Linked DNA regions of Homo sapiens: all the other regions are linked to region 3. A link is an interaction called in ENCODE POLR2A ChIA-PET data of the cell type or tissue named here. Cell type or tissue: GM12878. All regions are shown on one strand.

Region 1 (5,000 bases), 110 kb before region 3:
GCCCTGTGTGGTGCTTGTCAGGAGTGGCCAGGGGAGCCGCTGGTCTTAGGCATATACTGTCCACCATTTGCTCATGGTGAGGACGTGCGCTGACCTGGGATATAACTGAATTTGTGTCTTGTTGGGGCATTCCACATGGAGTTTTATTGCCCTTCAAAATGGGGCATTTATTTATTTATTTATTTATTTGAGACAGAGTCTCGCTCTGTCACCAGGCTGGAGTGCAGTGGCGCAATCTTGGCTCACTGCAACCTCCGCCTCCTGGGTTCAAGTGATTCTCCTGCCTCAGCCTCTGGAGTAGCTGGGATTACAGGCGCTAGCCACCACAGCCAGCTAATTTTTGTATTTTTAGTGGAGACGGGGTTTCACCATGTTGGCCAGAACAATCTCGATCTCCTGACCTCGTGATCTGCCCACCTTGGCCTCCCAAAGTGCTGGCACTACAGGCGTGGGCCACTGTGCCTGGCCCAAAATGGGAGATTTTAAGAGACCTCTTTTCTGCTGGGCTACCGGCTGTGGATTTGGTGGGCATTGAGTAGCCCCAGGATGGTCCCACAGAAAGCTTTCCTGCAGAATCCAGTAGCATATTGTACAGTGGGTGTTTGTGGAGGACTTTGATTCTTTAAGTGGAATTGTTCAAGAATTGGCATTCAGACCGCCCTGTTTTCTTCCTGTGCAGATAATTTTTCAGCCACTTCTCTTCAGGCCAAAGGGAGGAGAAAGCTGCCTTGGTCTTGTCAGGTGAGACTCGTCCAATGCCTCCTTCAGGCCACTCCCGAGGAGGAAGGACTGTTTTGGGCCTCTTCTGTTTGGCTTTTCTGCTTGCTAAAGGCCGGGATATGAATGGGATTGGAGAAATCCTGGCATTGGAAGCTAAGCACTGTGTCCCAGGACATTGGATGAGAAGGCCGTAGAGTTATGGGGTGATGTTAGGGCTTGCCTTTGTCACAATCTATCTCAGAGGCAAAAGTATACCTTTTTTTTAAATTTTTTTGAGATGGAGTCTCGCTCTGTCCCAGGCTGGAGTGCAGTGGCATGATCTCAGCGCACTGCAACCTCCGCCTCCCAGGTTCAAGCTATTCTCCTACCTCAGCCTCCCGAGTAGCTGGGATTACAGGTGCACGCCACCATGCCTGGCTAATTTTTGTATTTTTAGTAGAGACGGGGTTTCACCATGTTGGCCAGGCTGGTCTCGAAGAGGCAAAACTATACTTTTGATTTGCTTTCAGGCTGGTTGGTAGGAAAACATCCCAAAAGGGTTAAAACTTGACTGTTACAGATGGATTTGTTTTGATACGTGATGAACTCTGTAGTGGTACACGAGTTTGGGAAAGGCTTGTGGGTACCATTTAATGCCTAGTAGCTGTCCCTGCCTGCGGGCCCATGGTTCCTCGAGTTCAGCAGTTCTGAAACTAAATTACTGCCCGTGTTATTCAAACCTATGTTTCTGTTACCAATTTCTATACAGCAGTCCAAACATAATTGTCTCGGCTGGGCGCGGTGGCTCACCCCTGTAATCCCAGCACTTTGGGAGGCCGAGGTGGGTGGATTACTTGAGGTCAGGAGTTAGAGACCAGCCGGTCAACACGGGGAAACCTCGCCTCTATTAAAAATACAAAAATTAGCTGGGCATGTTGGTACATACCTGTTGTCCCAGCTTCTCGGGAGGCTGAGGCAGGAGAATTGCTTGAACCCGGGAGGCAGAGTTTGCAGTGAGCCAAGATCGCACCACTGAACTCCAGCCTGGGTGACAAAGTGAGACTCCATCTCAAAAAATAAACCCCTCAAAGTTAAAAAAAAAAACCACAACAACACACAATCGTCTTAACTCTCCGCTTTCTCTCATCCTCTGCATTTAAATTCTGTTCAGTCCTGTCATCTGCAACTTCCTTAGCTTCGATCAGATGATTTATTTCTTAGGCTGTTGCAATCGGTCTCTCTTAATCTCTTCTGTCTTATTTATTTCACCTTCCATGCTGACACTGGGATTATTTCACTGTTAAGAACCTCAGTTTCCTCATCTGTAAGATGGGCCTCATTGTACATCCCTCAGAGGCTGTGGGGGAAGGAGATATGAGATAGTGCATGTAAAATGCATTGCTCAGTGTCAGGAAGTAGCGCTCAAAAAAATGTTAGCGCTTACTATCTTTCTGATTACCAATAACGTCACTTCCCTCTTCTCCCCGGCCAGAATGTTCCTTTTTTTCATTTCATATCTTTAATTCCGTATTTCTTCATGATAAAAGGAGAAACTCTATGATGACAATAGTTAAAGGAAAACTTGACATTAACATGGTTTTGGTGGCACTTTGGATATTATTGTGGACATATATAATTGTTACTTTGAACTGATATGATATGTTTTGAGAGTGATTGTCATTTAGTGTGGATTGAATTGATGGCTGGAATTTGAGTTTCGGAGACATGGAATTATTAGGATAACCAGTGTGTTTGGTGTTAGAAGGGCATTTGTTTTTTTTAAATTACTTTTCATGCCTGCTGTGTTTTTATGTATGCTGCGTTTAGGCTAATGACCCCTCAGAAGGAATTTGGCTACATATCTGGGAGTCTATAGCGGTTGCTTTATTGGGAATGGTATTGAGGGATGGAGGAGGCCAGGGTGGGTGATTTTTAAAGGGGAGGCTGAGGGTGAGATTTCTAACCAAGATGCCTACGTCATTGTCTTCCTTGAAATGCTCTTCAAATTTTAACATGAAACACCCTCTGAGGATGGTTTGTGTTTGTTTTTGTTTTTGAGACGGAGTCTTGCTCTGTTGCCCAGGCTGGAGTGCAGTGGCGCGATCTTGGCTCACTGCAACCTCCGCCTACCGAATTCAAGCCATTCTCCTGCCTCAGCCTCCCGAGTAGCTGGGACTACAGGCATGCACCACCACACCTGGCTCATTTTTGTATTTTCAGTAGAGATGTGGTTTCACTACGTTGGCCAGGCTGGTCTTGAACTCCTGACCTCGTGATCTGCCTGCTTCGGCCTCCCAAAGTGCTAGAATTACAGGCTTGAGCCACCACGCCCGGGCTGGGGACAGTTCTGACACAGAAGTGAGCTTATACTCCCGAGAGCTCTAGAGCTTTGGCCTGGACATTTCTTCCCAGCCTGGAAATTTCTTGGAAGTGTCCTTTATTCATGCTCAAAATTCCTGGGAATGCTGCAACCTCTTCCACCATGAAATGATAGCATTGCAGACTCTTGTTTTACTGCCCTCTTGTTCTAAACTCAAATATCCCTCAAGAAATTACAAAGGGTACTCCCTTTGCTGGCTTCCCCTCTGTTAAGCTGTGGGTACAGACATAAACCCTTGCCAGCCAGATGGCATTTTCTTTTTCTCCCGGTTGGCCTCTGTGTGCTCAACAGAAATGTTCCCACCCTTTGGATAAAGCATGGGCTGCAACCTGCAACATTATTGCAGGCTTTGTTCTTAGATTATGTGCCCCAGATAGCTCCAGCCAGGGATTTTTTCATAAAGTTGGTATGTGGGCGGAAGGAGAGGACTTGGCGTTTCTTTTGTAAGGACAGAGATAGGAAGAAGGGAGAGGCCAGGAGGTGATGTACTGGAAGATCATCAAAATGAAGAAAGAAACAAATATGTGGAGAGACAGTTACTTGAATATCAATGGTGTTTGTTTTCTGTGGATTTTCTTTGGGCTAGCGGGGAGGTGATATTTTGAAGTACAAAGGACCATCTAATCTGGTGCATCTCTTGGCATATTCTGATGCCTCTGGGTCTACAGCAATAAATCCATCATATCATTAGGAATATTTTGTCTGTCCCTCATCCCCTCTCCTGCGAGGTTATCTGAACAAGATGCACGAACTACCAAGTGGTTGAATTTTCACTTAGTGGGTTGCATGGATTGCAGGCGATTCCTAAATAACAGAGCAGAGACCAAGAGAGATACTGTCATACTTTTAGAGAAAGGCTGCTTCGGGAACAAATTTTTGAGGCTGGATGTTCTCTTGTTTTCCCTCCATTTTCCAAATTCTTAGGTTAATTAAGAGCAAAAGGAGTAAGCTATTAGAATTTTTACTATCCACACTAATTTGTGTGACTTTGAAAGTCGATTGAGTTGATGAGCGGTTTATTTTTAGAGTGGTTTTGGAATTGAAAATGTGAAGCTTAATAGTTTTTTTTCTTTTAGGGACTGTGAATGGACTTATCTTTAACTGGGCTGTATGTACATACAAATAAATCTTGATTTTCCGAGAGAGAGAGAGAGAGAGAGAGTGTGTGTGTGTGTGTGTGTGTGTAAGTGTGTACCTGGACCTGCACTTCCTGGCTGGTGTATCTATGTGTGCACAAATATATGCAGGACTATAAATAAAAACCGCAAATGAATGCCTTAGACTGAAACATGAGGGCTGCTCTTTCTATTTTGTGCAACAAATGAGGCGTGCAGATCTCCTTTGGAGACCAAGTCTTTAGGAGAAATAGCAGCTCCGGGAAGAGCCTGGCACCTTTGCTCTCTGGGTTTCTGCACCATGCCATCTTGTGGTTAGCAGGGGAGACAGTGCGTTAGGCCTGGGGATATCCTGGTCCCAGCTCCAGGGCTACCCCTGGGCCTCCCTTTCCCCAGTGGGTGTCTTTTCCTTGTGCTAACTTTAAGGATAAACCCTGATTTTGATGTTGCAAGGTAATGTGGTATAGGCCTCAAAGACAGACTATTGATCTTTTTATGTAGTTTCCTTATGGATGATACTTGTCGGTTTATAAGGCTAGCGGAAGGCCTGTGTGTGTGTAGGGGGGTGGGGGGTTGGAGTTGGGAGTGAGCTTGGTGAGCAGGTATGGGGATACCAGGGCAACCTGAGAGGTAGGCCACGTCATCACCATTTATAATAGGCTTCCAGGAGAGTGAAAAAGTCATCAGCGTCACCTAGACTGAAACAGAGCCAGGGGTAATAACCCAGGATGGTACACTGCAAGCCTACATCTATCCATTGTTATTTTCCATCCTTCAAACAAGAATAAATACTAAAAAAGAAGTTG
Region 2 (5,000 bases), 420 kb after region 3:
CGATTCATCACCTAGAGACCTCTAGGGTTTCATCCTCCTTTCCTTTCCTTTTTGACTCCTATATTACAGAAAAAGGCAAAGTGCCAGATTTAGAGCTTACAAAACAAATACAAAAGCAAAAAACCCACAAAAATCACCACCACCATCACCACTGAACAACCGTGTCTTAGAATCATATCTCTTTCACTTGCTGGTTAAATGGCCTTGACTTCTCTGAGCCTCTTACTCTAGATGGAAGATGAAACAATGCAAACATGATGCTTAGAACATCACAGGACCTCAATGGTGGCCATTAATTACAGGTTTGATGTGAGGACTATGAATTCATATTTGTGAAAATATTTGGAAATCTATGCATTGTTAAATTATGCATCGTTACTATTTCTTGGTGTAATTATATATACATTTTTTAACCTTTAAGTTCAGGGGTGCAAGTGCAGGCTTGTTTCATGGATGAATTTGACACATGGGGGTTTGTGGTACAAATTATTTTATGACCAAGGTATTAAGCCTTGTACCCTTTGGTCATCTTTCCTGATCCTCTCCCTCCTCCCACTCTCCACCCTCCAAAAGGCTCCAGTGAGTTTTATTCTTCTGTGTCCATGTGTTCTCATCATTTAGCTCCCACTTATAAATGAGAACACGCAGCATTTGGTTTTCTGTTCCTGTGTTAGTTTGCTAAGGATAACGACCTCCAGTTCTATCCATGTCCCTGCAAAGGGCATGATCTCATTCGTTTTTATGGCTGTGCTGTATTCCATTGTGTATACATACCACTGTTTCTTTATCCAGTCTGTCTTTGGTGGGCATTTATGTTGATTCCATGTCTTTGCTATTGTGAATAGTGATGTCTTTATAACAGAATGATTTATATTCCTTTGGGTATATACCCAGTAATGGGATTGCTGGGTCAAATGCTGGTTCAATTTTTGTCTTTAGGTCTTTGAGGAATCACCACACTGTCTTCCATAATGGTTGAACTAATTTACACTCCTACCAACAGTGGATAAGCATTCCTGTTTCTCCATAACCTTGCCAGCATCAGTTATTTTTTGACTTTTTAATAATAGTCATTCAGACCAGTATTAGATGGTATCTCATTGTGGTTTTGATTTGCATTTCTCTAATGTTCAGTGATATTGAGCTTTTTTCATATGATTGTTTGCCACGTGTATATCTTCTTTTGAAAAGAGTCTGTTTATGTCCTTGGTGCAATTATATTTCAAATAGGTGAATTTTTACCTGTCTGTGTCTACCTACTTGATATGGTTTGACTATGTCCCCACCCAAATCTCATTTTGAATTATAGTTCCCATAATCCCCAAGTGTTGTGGGAGGGACTCCATGGGAGGTGACTAGATCATGGGGGCTGTTCTCATGATAGTGAGTTCTCATGAGAACTGATGGTTTTATAAGAGGCATTTCCCCCCTTCACTCTGCACTTCTCTGTGCTGCTGCCATGTGAAGGATGTGTTTGCTTCCCCTTCTGCCAGATTGTAAGTTTCCTGAGGCCTCCCCAGCCCTGCAGAACTGCAAGTCAATTAAACTTCTTTCCTTTATAAATTACCCAGTCTCGGGTATTGCTTCATAGCAGTGTGAGAATGGACTAATACACTACTCTCCCCAACCAAGCTTCAGCCCTAGCCTACCACCTGCTGTATTCTCTTTGAATTGGAGGAAACACCATCACCTTCATTTTTAGGTAAATCTTAAGCATCTTATAGCTACTGCTAAAGGCCTGGGTCAGCAAGCGCCTGAGGAGCCGGGGAAGTTTCTATCAGCAGGAATTGCAGTTCTGATGAAATTCATAACATGCCTGTCATACAGTGCTTGAGAATATGGAGGCCCAGATCTCAGATTAATACCCAGAAAGCCACATTTTATTCATGAATGCCAAGTCACACTAACCTGGGGAAGTCCTTGGAGTCTTAACTGGGACTTTCCTGACCGCTTTCTGACCTGCACCATCTTTTTTTTTTAACTGTGGTACAATATACACACCATAAATTTATCATCTTAACAATTTTTAAGTGTAGAATTTAATGGAATTAAGTACATTTACATTGTTGTGCAACCATCACGACTATTCATCTCCAGAATGCTTTTCATCTTATAAAACTGAAATTCTGTACTCACTAAACACTAATTACCTATCTCTCTTCCCTCAGCCCCTGGCAGCCACCACTCTAGTTTCTATCTCTATAGATTTGTCTACTCTCAGTATCTCATATAAGTGGAATCATATACTATTTCTCCTTTCGTGACTTATTTCATTTAGCATCATGTTCGCAAGATTCATCCTTGAGACATGCGTCACCCCTTTTTGTGTGAGGAGGAAGCGGCAGCTACACCCCTAGAAGCATTTAGGGGGTGTCGAGGAACCAACACATTGAGTCTCCGTGAGGTCATTGGGTACTGACAACAATCCAAGGTGAGATATCAATGCTAGCCTTACTTGTAACTGGTGATGATAAACCACGATCAGCAGCTCTTGACATTCCAGGGGTTCTGAAAAGAATTCTAGGAGAGAAGGACTCCCAGCAGAAAAGCACTGGGAGGCAGCTCTTACGTGCAGGCAGTCACTACATGGAAACTTGTGGTAGGGTTTCTCACTGCAGGGGAAGGCTCACTATAGCAGCACTTTCTCTCTCTATTTCACAGATGCCATCAGGAGGGATCTTTGGCTTGGGGAAACACTGTTTTCTCTTCCTGCCTTTGGGTGACTGTACAAACTTAAAAAAAAAAAAAAGAAAAAAAAAAAAAGAAACCCTCCAGCTTCAGCACAGCTCCACACAGGGTGTCTAGCCAAAATGCAAAGTTTTACCACAGTGCACAGGCAGACAGTGTTTTTCAAGTGCGGGAACAGAGTGAGGTGCCTTTCAGCACCTTTTTCGGCACTTCTTTAAAAAATGATTTAAATTGGAGGCAATAGCACCAAATGCTGAACATCTGACACGCAGACAAGACTTAATGAATCATACACTTTAACAACATCACTCTTCTCTAGCCACTTGACTTGGCGTCCATGGTTGTTGGTTTTTTCTCCCCCACAAAAACATTTGTTCTGCAGACTATTTGCTAGTTAGAGTGTCCTGGGCAACTCTTCATATTCATGGCAGGGAGAACTGGCCCAGGAAAACCTGCAGACCTGAGTTCCTCTTAGAGTCTTCTCTTTCTCTCTGGATCTGAATTTCAGAGAGAAAGGACAGCAGTGCTCCTTAGAGACTGGACTTAGAACCACCTTTAGTCTATCCCCAGCTTAATCTCTTGCAGAATATTCAAGTTGCACAACCAAATGTTTTCAACCCTACAACATCCAGCATGATCATGACTGATTTGAATCAAAATACTAAAAAGCACGTCATTTTGTAGGTAGAAGAATTCTAATTCAGAGGAAAAGACAGTAATTCTGAGTATTGCGTTGGAGTGAATCATTATCCTTGGTGTCATAAATTAAACCTCACTTGGCAGGGGATGGTAGTATAGCTCATAGCTTGCTGATAATTGCCAAGGGCACAGGCAGAGTGGACAGAGGCTGCCCAGCTTTGACAAGGATTGTGCATCAGTGTCTCACCTGCCTTTCTGATGGGTAACTGTCTGATCATTAGTCTGCTGGCACTCAGCACCATGGGCAGGGAGGATGATGAGGCCATTCCTTCTGTGACGGCAATGCATGCAAACAATTTAATCTTCCACTCCAATTCTTAATGTAAATGTTTAATATAAACCTGATGTTAACATGATGTACATGAATTTACTGGCAGGCAAAGCTGGGATTTACATTATGCTGAAAATCAGATGTTCTTTACAGCCGGGGTTGGGAAAGCCCTTAGAGATGGCAAAGATTTCTTTTTCGGTGGCAGGTGTACCATGCCCATGGCATCATGGGGGACCAGCCACTCACCAATGCTGACCCTGTGACTAGCAGGTAGAATTTAGCTAATGTCAAAAGAGTACAATGGTTCAGTAAAAATATGAATTTCTATGTCTAAAATTTTCTATGTCTTCTTCTGACACAGAAAATGTCCACTCTTGGCTGTGTGTGGACATTGGATGATTATTGGATCACCCCACACCCAAATCCAATAATTTCTTTGCAGACTGTTCCATGAATAACAACCTAGACTCTAGACCACCAGCTGACAAACTAAAGTCCGTGGGCCAAATTAGGCCCGCAGCCTGTTTCTGTATGGCCGCAAGCTAAGAATAGTTTTTACATTTTTAAATGGTTGGAGGAAAAAAACAAAATATTTTATGGCATGTAAAAATTATATGAAATTCAAATGGCAGTCTCCATAAATAAAGTTCCATTGGCACACAGCCATACTCATTCATTTATGTACTGTCTATGGCTGCTTTTACACCACGATTGCAGAGTTGAACAGTGGTCACAGTGACTATAAGCCCACAGAAACTAAAATATTTGCTATTTGTCTCTTCACATAAAATGTTGGCACAGCCTTGCTCTGGATAGCCCATACACTATGATGCTGTTGATAACAGTAGCTAGCAACTGCTGATTGCTTTTTTGTACTAGGTGTATATATTGACTGCCCCATTGGCACATGTAGTATACAAAATCACTTTTAAAAAATTAAGTGTTTATAGCATTGTCATCTACCTTTTTGTGCTCCTTTAGATTTAGGCTCTTCTACATGTTAATGCTTATTGGGAAGGAGATTTGTAACAATCCTTCAAAGTTTACCATATTCCCAGATGTTTGATGCTTTATAAATCAGGTAAGTATTTCACAAAACTGGCTGATCATCAGTATTACCAGGGGATCTTAAAGGATGCCTGTGCTGGCCTGGTGCAGTGGCTCATGCCTGTAATCCCAGTACTTTGGGAGGCCGAGGCGGGTGGATCACCTGAGGTTAGGAGTTCGACACCAGCCTGGCCAACATGGTGAAACCCCGTCTCTACTAAAAATACAAAAAATTAGCTGATGTGGTAGCACACGCCTGTAATCCCAGCTACTCAGAAGGCTGAGGCATGAGAAT
Region 3 (5,000 bases):
TTTCCCAGCTCCCCGGGGCACCATGCAACAGCTCCTGCTACCTGCCCTGAACACGCCGAGTCTACTGCAGGGCACAGAGGTCTCGCAGTTTGCAGGGAGAACATGAAGCAGGTGACTCAAAGCCTGCGGGTCCAGGAGATAAACAGGTGGATTGCACCTGCTGGCCTTCAGGAGCGCAGAGACTGTCCATGGGGTTAAATGGGATATCAGGGCTTTCTGGCATGCTGCCGACTGAAGTCTGCTCCCAATAAAACAGGATGTGGAACAAGGGGCCGCTCTCCTACTGCAAGGGCTGGGTTTGCCCAGGGCTGTCTAGATTCCACCATCCACAGCAGTTACAGCACTGGGTGTAAGTCTCAGTCGTAAGTACTAAGCAACAGATCATCTCTACTAGTATGAAGCCTGGGAGAGGGTTGTCCCCGCTGCCTGCAGAGCCACCAGGGGTCATAATGGCAGATAGCAGGCCCAGCAGCAAAAAAAAAAAAAAAAGAAAAGAAAAGAAAGGGAGTGGGGAAAATGGGTAGGAGGAGAGAGGGAGAGAGAGCAAATGCCCCCTTCCTCCTGTTCTGATGCTGTTAGGGCATGAGGGGTACAGAGTGCAGGGAACACCCAGTGGGGACATTATCATGCCATGGAGCAGCTAATACTGCTTGAGTTGCTGTACAATGCAAACACATTTTTGGAACTAGACAGATTATGTTGCAAATTTGTCACTATCAGGCTAGTGTAGTGGTAGAGTGTGGACCCAGATGCCCTGGGTTCAAATTCCATTTCCACTGTGTCTTTGCTTTGTGACCTGGGGCTGGTGACCTTCACTTTTCTGGACTATGCTTTCCACATTTATAAAATGGAGATCATAAAAATAATCTCTTCTATGTTTTGAAGTGAAATGAAAGAATATACAGTTAAGTGCCTGGGATGTATTATGCATTTACAATGAATGTCAGTGGTTTTCTTCTGTGTTTTACAATCTCCCTAGCTCTGGATATGATCTTGGGTAAATTACAAAGCCTCAATTTCCTCATCTATAAGATGCTGATGCTAATACCCTGTCCTCAGGGGAGACTGAGAATTGAATGAAATAACCAAATCCAAAGTCTAGGTCACAGCAGATGCCTATTAGTTCCCTTCCTTATTTATCTTTATCATATTCCACATGGCTCAAGTAGAAGGAAGGTGGACATTGGTTTTAACTCCCCCATTCACTAGAATACTAAGTCCTGACAATGACTCCACAGCAATTTTCCATTTGATCCTTTCCCTCCCTTCTCCGAGTCACCCCTCTCGTGTCGGCTTTTGTAGAACAAGCTGGGATAACCACAAGGGGCCCCAGCCTTTGGATTCCAAGTCTTTCCTCCCCAAAGTAATCCTATTGGTATCTTCCCTAAGCCTCTTTCTGAAATCCAGCATTGGACATGGCATTTTCTTATTTGAAAAAACCCATCATGGCTCTCTGTTTATTGTCCCAGCAACCAAATCTCACTGGACGCTCCACCTCACTTCCCATCACTTCCCACTCACATTTGGATCCTTTCAGCCCAGCTCACCTGGTCTGTATCCCACCCCAAGACTGGACTTGACTGTACCCTGCCACTGTGCTCAGCACACCCCCTCCCTGTGTCACCATCTGTGTACCTCACCTGCTTAAAACCCCACAGCCATGGCACCATGGGGCTGGCAGCTCCTTTACCTGCCCACCATCTCACTTTCAGAACTTCATCTGCAGTGTTGCCTCTGCCTTCCAGCTAGAGCCTTGAGAGTGGGATGAGGGTGGGAGGGGATCTCTTTCATCCCCCGCCATCCTTTCTTCACTGCTCATCCTGGGATCCAAGGAGCACACGGTAGGTGCCCAGATGACTACATGCACTCACCGGTGGGAGCGTGGGCCTGGAAAGAGAGTCTATGGTTGAAGTTACTCTTCAGCTACTGTTTGGGTTTGGATGTGTATTGGGGTGGGGGTTAGTTAATGAGTGATGCCAAGGGGATTTCCAGGCAAACTTCGGGCACTGCCTTTCTGGAAGCAGCACCTTCTGCCTTTGCCAGCCCTCTCCCCCACTCCCCAGGGAACCCCACCCTGAAGACCAGCTCATTCCATGAGATGCATAGCCCCCTCCCCATGAGTGGCAGTAATTCCACCCTTCACTTGTTCATCGATCGGTTCATTCATTCATTCACTCATCTAATAGATATTTACGGGACTGCTGGCACTGCTCTAGGCAGAGAACAGACACTGAACAAAACAGGCTCTGTCCTGCTGGCATGGAGCTTGGCTTCTAATGGGGTATATTAGTCCATTTTCATGCTGCTGATACAGACATACCTGAGACATATGTCTGCTGATACAGACATACCTCCTCCGCGTGGCTGGGGAGGCCTCACAATCATGGCGGAAGGTGAAAGGCATGTCTTATGTGGGGGCAGGCAATAGAGAATGAGAACCAAGCAAAAGGGATTTCCCCTTATAAAACCTTCAGATCTCGTGAGGCTTATTCACTACCATGAGAACAGGATGGGGGAAACTGTCCCCATGATTCAATTAACTCCCACCAGGTCTCTCCCACAACACTGGGAATTATAGGAGCTACAATTCAAGATGAGATTTGGGTAGGGACAGAGCCAAACCACATCATGGGGCCAGGAAAGATGAGAAGCATTGGGTCAGCCATCATTCCTCTTTTGTCTTTCCTGTCCTGCATCCACACTGGCTGTCAAGGTGGGGCAGGCTAAACAGTAAAAAATAGTTAGTATGTAAATTATCTAGTATGTAAGGAGGTGATAGTGTTATCGAAAAAAAAAACACAGAGGCAGGAAAGGCAGCTCCAGTGTGCAGTGCAGGGAGAGAGGTGGAGGGCAGGTTGTAGGGCTGAATGGAGAAGGTGACATTTGAGCACAGACTTGTAGGAGGATGTTTTGGGGAAGAGCCTTTGGGACAGAGGGAGCAGGTACATTGGGGCCCAAAGCAGGCAGGAGTATATGGTGTGCTTGAGAATCAAGCTCAGTAAGTGCTGAGCGCCGAGAGGGGCGGTGACCGTCAGACCAGGTCAGGCCCAGAGGCCTTGGGCCTTCCCTCTGAGGGACCTGGGAGCCAGGCAGGGTTTTGAGCAAAGCATGCTGTGATCCGACTCATTGTGAAAAAGGCCTCTTTACAGGGAAGCTGAGAGCAACAGGGCGGCCAGTGGGAGGAGGGGATGGCAGGGGAAGGGTCCAAGCAGGAGGGGTATCGAAAGTGCCTGTTTGTGTCCCAGGCACACAATGGCACACATACGTTACCATAGAATGACATCGATGGTGGTGATAATGTCAAACGCCACGGTGCCACATCTCAGGGACTGATTCTGAACAACCGTGACTCCCAGATTCAGGATAGCCTCTTGCATTGGGGTCGTGGCTTCATATGAGGGTCACTCTCCTCACCCTGCTGCCTGCAGAGCCACCAGGGTTCACACTGGCAGATTGCAGCCCCAGCAGTAAAAAAAAAAAAAAAAAAAAAAAAAAAAAAGAAATGAAAGGGAGTGGGGAAGATGGGTAGGAAGAGAGAGACAGCAAATGCCCCCTTCCTCCTGTTCTGATGAAGTTAGGGTATGAGGGGTACAGAGTGCAGGGAACACCCAACAGGGACATTATCATGCCATGGAGCAGCTAATACTGCTTGAGATCATTCTTCGTGGTCTCCCTGATGCTCTTTGAGGGGTCCCCTTGTTGTCTCGCAGCCTCTTAGCACCCTCCCGTCTTCCTCCTCCCTCCAAGAAAGGACAACTTGACAACGGCAGGAATGAATGGGTCGGCCGTCTTTCCTCTTGTCTTTCTCGTCCTGCAGCCACAATGATCCTCCAGGCAGGACAGGCTAAGGGTGCTTCAGAGCTCGCAGAACCAGCGTGTCTTTCTAAGAATGCTTCTGGGACGGCCCCGTCTTGGTGGTGATTAGCAGCTGTCCCGTGATTGCACGTAACCTGAAAACAGAACCTATAAGGGAAATGAATGCCTGGTGCCCTTGGTTGGGGGACCTTGCTGTTCATGCACACGGTGGAGAGCTAGCTGGGGGCCACGCCAGAACCCCCTTCTACCTGATAAAGCCTTAGAATTGTGGACATATTGCAGTCTGCTGGAAGCGCTTAGAGCAGGAAAGGGCAATGGGAGTGGTGGGGTCTTTACCTGTGTGTTTCTCCCAAGGTTGAGTGTGTTTCTGAGTGATCCCGCCAGGCTCCTGGGCAACATGGACACTTTCCTCCCCAATGCCTTGCATTCTTCCGCTCCCAGACCAATGGCCCAGGGAGATGGAGCAAGATGGTAGCCTCATGGCCAGGTCCCTGGAGCCAAAGTTTTAAACAGTGATATTACAATGTTACTGCCTTGTGTGGATTTCACATACTTCCTTTTAAAGAACTGTCACATTCCCTACCATATAGCTCCAAGAGCTTCTGTGGTGAGATCATTAGGAGGAAGGACTGTTTTTAAAGGTGAAAACTCTGACGCTCCAGGAGGACACGCTGTCTCCCCAGGTCCATCCATCGTGTGTGTGTGTGTGTGTGTGGCGGGTAGGGGAGAGGTGCTGCGGCTCGAATGTTGGTTTCTGCCATAACCATAATTGAGAGTGAAAAACCCGGGCCCTGGGAGAAAGAAGCCAGTCCTGGTTCTGAGTGTCAGCGGCAGTGCAGATGAGCTCACCCGGGGACCAGAGCCATTTAGAGGATTTGCAGATGGAACTTCCCCTCGGGGTCCAACTGTGAGTCACTGTGGTTCCTGTCCCTGCAGCGGGCTCCATCTCCAGGCCTCCCACTTCACCCTGGGACATTATGGTCGCTGGTCAGACCTCATGACTCACTTGGACTCTTGAGCCACCTCTGGGGGTGGAGTCTCTCTCCTGGCATCTGGACCCTTGGTGCTATCGACGAAGCTTGGCTGGCGCTCTTAGCTGCTATGTGCAAGACGTGTGTCCCAGGGAAAGCCCCTCTCTCTCTGCAGAGGTCAAGTGAAAGCCACGGCCGCAGCCAACAGAGTTC

Evidence for each region. ChIA-PET counts read pairs that join two places held together with the same protein. Peaks named below come from ENCODE experiments on the same cell type or tissue, not always from the same donor. Only the 100,000 strongest peaks of a DNase experiment are listed, where the experiment ranks them.
Region 1: POLR2A ChIA-PET joins it to region 3 with 5 read pairs; 4 of 35 experiments call an interaction of 5 or more read pairs at or near these places.
Region 2: POLR2A ChIA-PET joins it to region 3 with 6 read pairs; 1 of 35 experiments calls an interaction of 5 or more read pairs at or near these places.

What each region holds. Positions count from the first base shown.
Region 1 is chr17:72,529,051-72,534,050 of GRCh38, reverse strand. The region is part of intron 1 of LINC00673 (long intergenic non-protein coding RNA 673); the gene reads left to right. Among named protein-coding and RNA genes, the nearest start is that of LINC00673, 61 kb to the left of the region's middle. In GM12878, no CTCF peak of the experiment used is centred here; no DNase peak of the experiment used is centred here.
Region 2 is chr17:72,002,616-72,007,615 of GRCh38, reverse strand. No RefSeq gene overlaps it. Among named protein-coding and RNA genes, the nearest start is that of ROCR, 21 kb to the left of the region's middle. RefSeq lists enhancers at 1,301-1,370, 1,891-2,040, 2,231-2,570, 2,971-3,050 and a silencer at 2,691-2,760. In GM12878, a CTCF peak has its summit at 1,665; DNase peaks (open chromatin) are centred at 1,815, 2,185 and 2,645; H3K4me3 peaks cover 1,218 bases; H3K27ac peaks cover 3,209 bases.
Region 3 is chr17:72,422,823-72,427,822 of GRCh38, reverse strand. The region is part of intron 2 of LINC00673 (long intergenic non-protein coding RNA 673); the gene reads left to right. Among named protein-coding and RNA genes, the nearest start is that of LINC02003, 83 kb to the right of the region's middle. RefSeq lists enhancers at 2,331-2,380, 2,981-3,060, 3,071-3,120, 3,654-3,723, 4,634-4,943. In GM12878, no CTCF peak of the experiment used is centred here; no DNase peak of the experiment used is centred here; H3K4me3 peaks cover 3,505 bases; H3K27ac peaks cover 4,249 bases.